Regions from separate parts of the Homo sapiens genome. Here region 2 is linked to region 1. A link is an interaction called in ENCODE POLR2A ChIA-PET data of the cell type or tissue named here. Cell type or tissue: endothelial cell of umbilical vein. All regions are shown on one strand. Links, peaks and the distances in the headings refer to the core of each region. The heading gives the core; the rest is flanking DNA. Region 1 overlaps EPB41 (erythrocyte membrane protein band 4.1). Region 2 has its middle 14 kb from the start of YTHDF2.

Region 1 (5,382 bases), core at 247-5,246:
AATAAAAGAGTGCCAGTCATACAATGAAAGGAATTTTAATAGCAGGCTTAAAATAGAAACGTTATAAATAATTTATCCTTGAAAAATACTTAAGTGAGAATAATACCTGAAAAACGTGTGATGTTCTACACAGACTTTCCATAATTTCTTAGCTGCTCGGTAACTGGGAAGTTTGAATCCGATGGTACTTTCATACTGCTCTTGCTACAAAAACACAAATAAACATGGGACATGAAGTATTACATGTGATACAGTACCAGATTACAGTGATACAGTACCAGAGAAATATGGTGCCACAGAAGAGGCCATTGTTACCAATTTAAGGACATAAAATGTCATTTGGAATTTTTTCCTACTTACTGAAAGAAATTCACTCACTGAGGGTGGCTTTTTCCAAAGCAAGAAAGCCAGGGAATGCATCTCATATAATTTAAGCTTTTTTTTTTTTTTCCAGAAAACACACACACATTCATTATACATTTTTCTGAGACACAATTAAGTCACCTCTTGATTGTCCAGACACTGCTTTTCCTTAGTCACTATCTGCATTTGGGACACTGTTCAATGAACAGGGAATGGGATATTGACCAAGTCCTCCAATCAATCAATATTATTATGCAATAGAAATTAGTAATAGGAGCTAAAGATTTTAGTTCAAGCCAGATTTTTAAATCAATTTTTTAAATTGACAAATAAAAATTGTACATACTTATCATCTACAACATGTTGTTTTGAAATATGTATACCTGCCAGGCACGGTGGCTTACGCCTGTAATCCCAGCACTTTGGGAGGCCGAGGTGGGCAGATCACAAGGTCAGGAGTTCAAGACCAGCCTGACCAACATGGTGAAACCTCATTTCTACTAAAAATACAAAAAAAATTAGCCGGGCATGGTGGCACGCGCCTGTAATTCCAGCTACTCAGGAGGCTGAGGTAGGAGAATCACTTGAACCTGAGAGGTAGAGGTTGCGGTGAGCTGAGATGGCGCCACTGCACTCCAGCCTGGGTGACAAAGCGAGACTTCTTCTTCCAAAAAAAAAAAAAAAAAAAAAAAACAACAAACAAACAAACCCAAGAAACACGTATACATTGTGAAATGGCTAAATTGAGCTGATTAACATATGTATTACCTGACACACTTATTATTTTTTTGTGGTGAGAAAACTTAAAATCTAGTCTCTTAGCAATTTTTCAAGAGAACAATACATTGTTATTAATGATAGTCACCATGTTGTACAATAGATCTCTTGAACTTATTCCTCAGATTCTTGAATCATTAAATATTTCTTTTTTCCTTTGATTGATCATTAATTTATCTAGATTCCTCTTATACTGAAGCAAAACATATTCTCCCAGGGTTACTAGAAACACTGTCCTGCTGACCTCTTGCCTCTTTATTTCTACTTTAAGCATATTTTATAAGATGGAAAGGAAACTGACATTTATTTTGAGTGCCTACTATTGCCAGTAACACTATGATTAGATAATATCATCTATATTTTTAGACATGAAGAAACTGAGGTCAGAGAAGTTATTTGCTCAGACTGACAGCTATGAAATGACAGAACCAGATTTTTACCCTCTTCACCATACCATGCCACTGCTAAATCATCTACTGCTGCCACAATACTTTTTCTCAAAATCCTGTTGTTCCTGATTGCCTTCTAAATAAGAATTCTACATTTTTAGAAGCTAAGGATTTCCCATTTTCATATTAACGTGTGTGAGGGATGAGATTCTAATTTGCTGTTATATTCCTAGTCCCTAGAATAGTGTCCAACACAGGAAAGCTCTCAATAAATATTTGTTGATTGAATAACTCTTGAATTTGAAATTTTAAGGGAAGACACTGACTGCTCTGTGCTAGGCATAGGTAAAATAATTATGGTACAAAATAAATGCTTCTATGGTAATCCCTATCCAAGATTTTTAAGGCTCCACATCCAGAATTTGCAGGCACAAATAATTAGCCATTATTCACCAGCAGATGGTGATATATACACACAAAAGCCACCTTAGGTTAGTATCATTTCCTATATAGAACTTACACAGCTGTCATCTCATTTGATCTTCAAATAACTATGATGGAGAAGGTATTATCCTGCCCAAATGACAAGGAAGCTGAGCCTTAGATTTGTCCAGGTCTTTTGCTTAGTATGTGGCAGAAAAGAAGTCAGAACTTTTTAAAAAACTTTAATTCCTACTTAAACAATTTTATGCTATTCCATAATGGCTCTTCAATACAAAAGTTAAATTTGGCCAGCATTAGTATATCCCCAAACCAACTAATAAATGAATTAACTGGTACAAAGTTGAACATCCAACTCTTATTAAAAATCTAGAACTTGGCCCTAGAACTCACTCTCAGTAACCACGAGAAGCTATGCATACAAATAAATTTTAATTATATGAGATAAAGGATTGGTGATGCCAAACATGAGTAATTTATCCCTATAAATAATTTTAAAATCTCATGCTACTCAATTTAAAAATATTTTTCCATTAAGTTTTTGCTTGGCGTAAACAAGGAACAAATGTATCAGTCCAAGTTTAACTTTTTGCAATGGTATATTTACTTACAAAAAGTGAAATGTCCAGAAGACCAGTAGTAAGGAAAAGAAGTAGCATCACAGGACTGATCAACTTAGAAAACGGAATTATCAGCCCTTCAATAGTTAACTATAGAGAGACTTCTCAGATGACTTAATAAGGAAAATGGAAATGTAGATATTTCAGATACAGACTGTGTCTGGTTTGGGAGGAAGGAAATATAAATTCTGTACCTCTCCAGGCCGAATCTTGATGAAAAAGCTACTACGTTTATAAGAAATCTTCAGCACTTTGGGCCAAGGGAAGCGGTTAATTCTCAGCTTATCTTTGTAAACCAGAAGGCCACTAGAGCAGACACCTAGGATGATATCTACTCCTTCCAAGTCCTGAAAAAGAAAAATGTTAGGATTTCAGTCTGGAGCAAAGTACTCAATACACTGTTGACTATTACTAGATAATCTGAAGATAACAACCAAAAACAGTTACAAAACATACAATGAAAAATAAAGCTCAGCCTAACAGTTATAATTTATGGACCTATTATGTTTAAATCAGCAGTCATGACTTCCTGGAGAGCAGGGCTTAGAGCTATGTATACTACCAAATATACACGCACAATTATTAATTCTTGTTTTTTTATGATAAAGTGTTAACAGCTCCAGAAATGATGTTAAATGTAGGAGTTGACTCTATTCCTATATAAACTCAGCATAAGACAATCTTAGGTTCTTAAAATTGATGTTAAGTATATTAAATTAAAAATATGATCCCTAAGTCAAGAAGTTACATTAAGGCACAATGAAATCATATTTATATGCCTCTTTATTAAAGACAACTTTAAAAAATTAAATATGTAATATTAATCATCTATGTCTATAATTCAAAGAAAATAAATTTCACCTAAGTTAGTCCCTACAGCTAACAGTTTGTTTAGCTAAGTAATCAAAACACAAAGTTAAATGCTTCTTGACTACTCTTTCCCCCAAAATGAGTATAGAGAAATATATTAGTGCCTACACGTGTTATAACAGAGAAGCAGGAATTACATACAGTTCCAATTCAGTGACTATGTAACTGAGAATTTCCCAGAAGATGCCCTCTTAAATTTTTAAAGCTTGTGGGTATAACTACATTTCACTTTGGAGAAACAATTTGCTTTACAATATTTGGGAAGGGAACATGCTGCCTGACTCCATCAATACCTGAATTGACACCAGCTTCCAGCAGGAATTGTGAAGCAAAATCTAACCATTTCAGTTTTAGAAACATACCTAATCTGATGTACTGATCTTCCTACAATATACTTTAGAGATTCATAGAAGTTGTAGTACCCAGCCCAAAATAATCCAGAACAACTTTTTTCTTTTTTTTTTTTTTTTTTAAGACAGAGTCTCAACTGTCACCCAGGCTGGAGTGCAGTGGTGCAATCTAGGCTCACTGCAGCCTCTACCTCCTGGGCTCAAGCAATCCTCCCACCTCAGCCTCCTGAGTAGCTGGGACCACCAAAGGCACGTGCCACCATGCCTGACTAATTTTTTGTATTTTCTATGGAGACGGGATTTCACCATGTTCCCCAGTCTGGTCTTGAATTCCTGAGCTTGAGCGATCGGCCGCCTCAGCCTCCCAAATTGTTGGGATTACAGGTGTGAGCCACCACGCCTGGCACTGGACCTCCCCAGCAACTTTAGTAGCTGAAGAAGAGAGAAGTAAGGAGACTTTCCTTAAGGATTCATTCTGTTAGGCTGTATTAGGTAGAACTAGGATTAAAGCTCAAGTTTCCAGGGCCCTACCCAAGTGGTTTTTGAATGAGCCACTGTGGTTCATTCAGTGTGCATCAGAACAACCTGGAGAACTTAAAATGGATTGCTGAGCTCCACCTCCAGAGAGTCTAACTCAGCAGGCCTGGGATGGGGCCTGAAATGTGCATTTCTAACAAGTTCCTAGGTGATGTTAAATGTTGCTGGCTCAGACACCATACTTTGAGAACCACTACTCTAGGCCAGTGGTTCTCAGATTCAGGCATGAATTAGAATCATTTGGGTGCTCATTAAACCAAGACATTCTAGAACCTCGCCTCCAAATTAATTCCATACATCTGAGAGAAGCTCAGGGATCTACATATTTAATGAACATCCTCAGTGATTCGATGTAGGTGATGCTGGCTGTGAAACAGGACTTGCTGCCCACTGCTCTATATTTTCAAATGTTACTGCATGTTAGGAAAATCAATTTCTTTTTCTCTAGGGGCTATCTTTTGATCTTAACAGTAGCTTGGATATGAAACTTTATTCTGAGGGTGGAATTGCTATGGGGCAAATTCAATTGATACAGTTGACTGATTTAACTGATACACTTAAAATGCTAACAAGAGGCCGGGCACGGTGGCTCACGCCTGTAATCCCAGCACTTTGGGAGGCCGAGGCGGGCGGATCACGAGGTCAGGAGATCGAGACCACGGTGAAACCCCGTCTCTACTAAAAATACAAAAATTAGCCAGGCGTGGTAGCTGGCGCCTGTAGTCCCAGCTACTCAGGAGGCTGAGGCAGGAGAATGGCGTGAACCTGGGAGGCGGAGCTTGCAGTGAGCCGAGATCATGCCACTGCACTCCAGCCTGGGAGACAGAGCAAGGCTCCATCTCAAAAAAACAAAACAAAACAAAAAAAAGCTAACAAGAAGTACTATTTCTCTCTCTTTTTTTTTTTTGAGACGGGGTCTTGCTCTGTCGCCAGGGCTGGAGTGCAGTGGCACAATCAGGGCTCACTGTACGCTCGATCTCCTGGACTCAAGTGATCCTCCCGCCTCAGCCTCCCCAGTAGCTGGGACTACAGGCA
Region 2 (5,382 bases), core at 221-5,220, 310 kb after region 1:
TAGTTTACTACTGTAAACAATACATACATTTGAAGTGTTGTATACCAATCACATTTATTAAAGAGTCTTGGCCAGGTGCAGTAGCTCACGCCTATAATTACAGCACTTTAGGAGGCCAAGGCAGGTGGATCACCTGAGATCAGGAGTTCGAGACTAGCTTGGCCAACATGGTGAAATTCTGTCTCTACTAAAAATACAAAAAAAAAAAAAAAAAAAAAAAAAATTAGTGCCTATAGTCCCAGCTACTTAGGAGGCTCAGCCTGCTGAGATGGGAGGATCACCTGAGCATAGGGAGGTGAAGGCTGAATGAGCCACCATTGTGCCACTGCATTCCCGCCTGGGCGACAGAGTAAGATTGTCTCCAAAAAAAAAAAAGAAAAAGAAAAAGAAAAGTCCTTGATCTCACAGAGCTTCCATTGTAGTTGGAGGGAGAAAATAAACATACATCACATAAGTAAAACAGAGAAAAATAAAGCAAAGTAAAGAGAATAAAGGAAAACAAGAACCATAGTGCAGGGGGAGGTTACCATTTTTTATAGGGCGGGTATTAAGGAAGTCCTCTCTGATAAAGTAACATATGAACAGATACTTGAAGAAAATGAAGAAATAAGCTTTGCAGGCCAGGTGCAGGGGCTCACGCCTGTAATCCCAGCACTTTGAGAGGCCAAGGCGGGTGGATCACCTGAGGTCCGGGGTCTGAGACTAGCCTGGCCATCATGGTGAAACCCCATCTCTACTAAAAAAAAAAGTATGGAAAATTTGCCAGGCGTGGTGGTGGGCGCCTATAATCCCAGCTACTCGGAAGGCTAAGGCAGGAGAATTGCTCCAACCTCGGGAGGTGGACATTGCAGTGGAGATCGAGCCATTACACTCCAGCCTGGGCAACAAGAGCAAAACTCAGTCTCAAAAAAAAAGAGGTTGGGCGTGGTGGCTCACGCCTGTTATCCCAGCACTTTGGGAGGCCTTGATCACGAGGTCAGGAGTTCAAGACCAGCCTGATCAGCATGGTGAAACCCCCATCTCTACTGAAAATACAAAAAATTAGCCAGGCAGGGTGGCACGCTTGTAATCCCAGCTACTCAGGAGGCTGAGGCAGGAGAATCATTTGAACCCAGGAGGCAGAGGTTGCAGTGAGCTGAGATCGCGCCACTGCACTCCAGCCGGCGATAGAGCAAGACTCTGTCTCAAGGAAAAAAAAAAAAAAAGAAATAAGCTTTGCAGTTTTCTAGGGGAAGCGTGTCCTAAGAGATTATTGAATTTAAGAAAAAAAAACAAAGGCCAGGTGCAGTGGCTCATGCCTGTAATCCCAGCACTTTGGGAGGCCGAGGCAGGTGTATTACCTGAGGTCAAGAGTTCGAGACCAGCCTCACCAACATGGTGAAACCCTGTCTCTACTAAAAATACAAAAAAAAAATTACTTGGGCATGGTGGCACATGCCTGTAATCCCAGCTACTCAGAGGTTGCAGTGAGCTGAGATCACGCCACTGTACTCCAGCCTGGGTGATAGAGTGAGACTCTGTCTCAAAATAAATAAATAAATAAGCTTTGCAGTTTTCTGGGGGAAGCGTGTTCTAAGAGATTATTGAATTTAAGAAAAAAAAAGGGCTACCAAAATAAATATGTCTGCATGTCTGCATTTGTAATAGAAGTGGCAGGGTCTGTGAAGATGTCATGTCCTAAGACATGTGTCATTCCAGTCAAGTGTTACTATAAGGAAATGTGAACCCACTGTTGTCAAGCCTTCTGATGGTAGTTTATTTTTTGTTTTTTTATTCTTTTTTTTTTTTTTGAAATGGAGTCTTGCTCTGTTGCCCAGGCTGGAGTGCAGTGCAATGGCACGATCTCGGCTTACTACAACCTCCACCTCCCAGTTTCAAGTGATTCTCTTGCCTCAGCCTCCTGAGTAGCTGGGATTACAGGTGCACACCACCACGCCTGGCTAATTTTGGTATTTTTAGTAGAGAGGGTTTCACCATGTTGGTCAAGCTGGTCTTGAACTCCTGACCTCATGATCTGCCCACCTCGGCCTCCCAAAGTGCTAGAAGTACAGGCGTGAGCCACCGCGCCCAGCTGTTTTGTTTTGTTTTTGAGATAGGGTCTCACTCTGTCACCCAGACTGGAGTGTGGTGGTGCAATCATGGCTTACTGCAGCCTAGACCTCCCAGGCTCAAGTGATCCTCCCATCTCAGCCTTCTGAGTAGCTGGGAATACAGGCATGCCATCACCGCATCCAGCTAATTTTTGTATTTTTTTGTAGAGATGGGGTTCACAGTGTTGCCCAGGCTGGTCTCGAACTTCTGGCCTCAAGCAATGGTACCAACTGGGCCTCTCAAAGTGCTGGGATTACAAGCATGAGCCACCACACCCGGCCCCAGGAACGTTCATAGAGGCATTATTATAGTAGTCCGAACTGGAAACTACCCACCATTAGTAGGAAGGATCATTTGTGGCAAAGTCACATGTTCTTTTTTTTTTTTTTTTTTTTTTTTTGAGACGGAGTCTCGCTCTGTCGCCCAGGCTGGAGTGCAGTGGCGCGATCTTGGCTCACTGCAAGCTCCGCCTCCCGGGTTCACTCCATTCTCCTGCCTCAGCCTCCTAAGTAGCTAGGACTACAGGCGCCCGCCACCACGCCCAGCTAATTTTTGGTATTTTTAGTAGAGACGGGGTTTCGCCGTGTTAGCCAGTATGGTCTCGATCTCCTGACCTCGTGATCCGCCCGTCTCGGCCTCCCAAAGTGCTGGGATTACAGGCGTGAGCCACCGCGCCCGGCCAAAGTCACATGTTCTATGTAGCAATGAGAAAGAACCAACTACAACTTCAAACAACTTTATGGATTAATCTCAATAATGTTGAGTGAAGAAGAAAGCCAGTCACAAAGAGCTCAAAAAGAGGCAAAAGCAAGCTATAGTTTTAAAGAGGTAGGTAGTGGTTATCGTGGTAGGTGCGGTGCTGGTAATTTATTTCTTCTGATCTAGAAGCTGGTTTCATGGGTGTTGACTAGCCTTATCAAGTTGTAGAATTATGATTTGTATTCATTCGTGTATACATGTTCAATAAAAAATAAAAACACAACAAAAATGTAGGTCAGGCTGGGAGCGGTGGCTCAACGCCTGTAATCCCAGCCCTTTGGGAGGCCAAGGTGGGAGGATCACTTGAGATCGGGAGTTCAATTCCAGCCTGACCAACATGGAGAAACCCCGTCTCTAGTAAAAAATACAAAATTAGCCGAGCATAGTGGCGCATGCCTGTAATCCCAGCTACTTGGGAGGCTGAGGCAGGAGAATGGCTTGAACCCAGGAGGCGGAGGTTGCGGTGAGCCGCCATCGCGCCATTGCACTCCAGCCTGGGCAACAAGAGCGAAACACCGTCTCAAAAAAAAAAGAAAAAAAATGTAAGTCAGTCTTCAGGCTGAATCATGGCTGTGGGCATCCAGTTTGCTTTATAATGTATAGACATATTTAAGAAAACACCAGAGGGCCGGGCGTGGTGACTCATGCCTGTAATCCCAGCACTTTAGGAGGCCGAGGCGGGCTGATCACTTGAGGCCAGGAATTCAAGGCCATCCCGGCCAACATGGCGAAAGCCCGTCTCTGCTAAAAATACAAAAAATTAGCCGGGCGTGGTGGCGCATGTCTGTACTCCCAGCTACTCGGGAGGCTGAGGCAGAAGAATTACTTGAACTCGGGAGGTGGAGGTTGCAGTGAGCAGAGATCACGCCATTGCACTCCAGCCTCGGCAACAGAGCAAGACTCCGTCTCACAAAGGAAAAAAAAAAGAAAAAGAAAACATCAGAGACTTTTTAAATATTTTATTTTATTTTATTTTATTTATTTATTTTGAGACGGAGTCTCGCTCTCGCCCAGGCTAGAGGGCAGTGGCGCGATCTCGGCTCACTGCAAGCTCCGCCTCCCAGGTTCACGCCCTTCTCCTGCCTCAGCCTCCCAAGTAGCTGGGACTACAGGCGCCCGCTACCATGCCCGACTAATTTTTTGTATTTTTAGTAGAGACGGGGTTTCACCGTATTAACCAGGATGGTCTCGATCTCGTGACCTCGTGATCCGCCCGCCTCGGCCTCCCAAAGTGCTGGGATTACAGGCGTGAGCCACTGCGCCCGGCCCCTTTTTTTTTTTTTTTTAAAGTAAACTTTGAGGATGGGCGCGGTGGCTCACACCTGTAATCCCAGCACTTTGGGAGGCCGAGGCGGACGGATCACGAGGTCAGGAAATTGAGACCATCCTGGCTAACACAGTGAAACTCCGTCTCTACTAAAAATACAAAAACAAAATTAGCCGGGCGTAGTGGTGGGCGCCTGTAGTCCCGCCTACTTGGGAGGCTGAGGCAGGAGAATGGCATGAGCGAACCCGGGAGGTGGAGCTTGCAGTGAGCCGAGATCACACCACTGCACTCCAGCCTGGGCGACGGAGTCAGACTCCGCCTCACAAAAAAAAAAAAAAAGTAAATTTTGAAATCAGGTAAATTCTATGTGTGCTTTTCTTAAGAGTACCTCCTACAAAGCCCAGTGAGGAAGCTCTTTCTCTCTGGGTCCTAACTCAGCCTCATGTTTACCCTTATATGCAATCCAAACCTATTGTTCATTCTTGTTCTCAAACTAGAAAAATAAATCCATGTGTTTATGTAATTTTTTTTTTTTTTTGAGGCAGCGTCTCACTCTGTCACCCAGGCTGGAGTGCAGTAGTGTGATCTCGGCTCACTGCAAGCTCCGCCTCCCGGGTTCACGCCATTCTTCTGCCTCAGTCTCCCGAGTAGCTGGGACTACAGGCACCCGCCACCACGTCCGGCTGATATTTTGTATATGTATTGTTACTCATACTGGGCTGAAGTAAGTTACCCAGGAAAACAAGATATGTCTAAGCCTAGGGCCGTGGGCCAGGGGTAATCAATCAGGTGTAGAAGATGGGTTTTTAGAGTCCGTGTGTCTTGGGGGAACTTGCCTAACGCCACTATGCAAGCACATTGCAAAAGGGCTTCAATTCAGGTGACTAACGGTGTCAGCAAGGCTGTTGTAGTTAGTGAAGACTGCGGTCTAGGAATGTATGCTCAGGTTTGGGCCCTGGGGGTGGCATTCCTTTAGTTGGGAAAGATGATCATCTCAAGAGTTGAAAGAGTTACTGCCATGGCAGGAAGGCAAAAATACTAACATGGCAGAATTTGGGGACTAAATCATGGTTCCCAAAAGAGCTAGAGAGGAAGGATGATGTAGTGTGGATAGGGGAGTCTGAGGCAAGTAGAACCCTCTAGAGGAAGTCAAATTGCCTAACTCAGGGCTAAGAAAGGTGTTCCAGGACTTGGGAACGAAACCTGGAAAGGGCTCAAATAGGGCTGCCTAAGAATGGAAATTCTAGGGACAAAGAGTCCAAATC

Evidence for each region. ChIA-PET counts read pairs that join two places held together with the same protein. Peaks named below come from ENCODE experiments on the same cell type or tissue, not always from the same donor. Only the 100,000 strongest peaks of a DNase experiment are listed, where the experiment ranks them.
Region 2: POLR2A ChIA-PET joins it to region 1 with 11 read pairs; 5 of 35 experiments call an interaction of 5 or more read pairs at or near these places.

Annotation. Positions count from the first base shown.
Region 1 is chr1:29,030,648-29,036,029 of GRCh38, reverse strand. It overlaps EPB41 (erythrocyte membrane protein band 4.1), which reads right to left. Exons shown (of 21, transcript NM_001376013.1): 9 at 2,785-2,937; 10 at 107-204. Among named protein-coding and RNA genes, the nearest start is that of TMEM200B, 91 kb to the left of the region's middle. In endothelial cell of umbilical vein, for the core only: a CTCF peak has its summit at 1,966 (motif pointing right); DNase peaks (open chromatin) are centred at 2,019 and 2,939.
Region 2 is chr1:28,720,216-28,725,597 of GRCh38, reverse strand. No RefSeq gene overlaps it. Among named protein-coding and RNA genes, the nearest start is that of YTHDF2, 14 kb to the left of the region's middle. In endothelial cell of umbilical vein, for the core only: no CTCF peak of the experiment used is centred there; no DNase peak of the experiment used is centred there.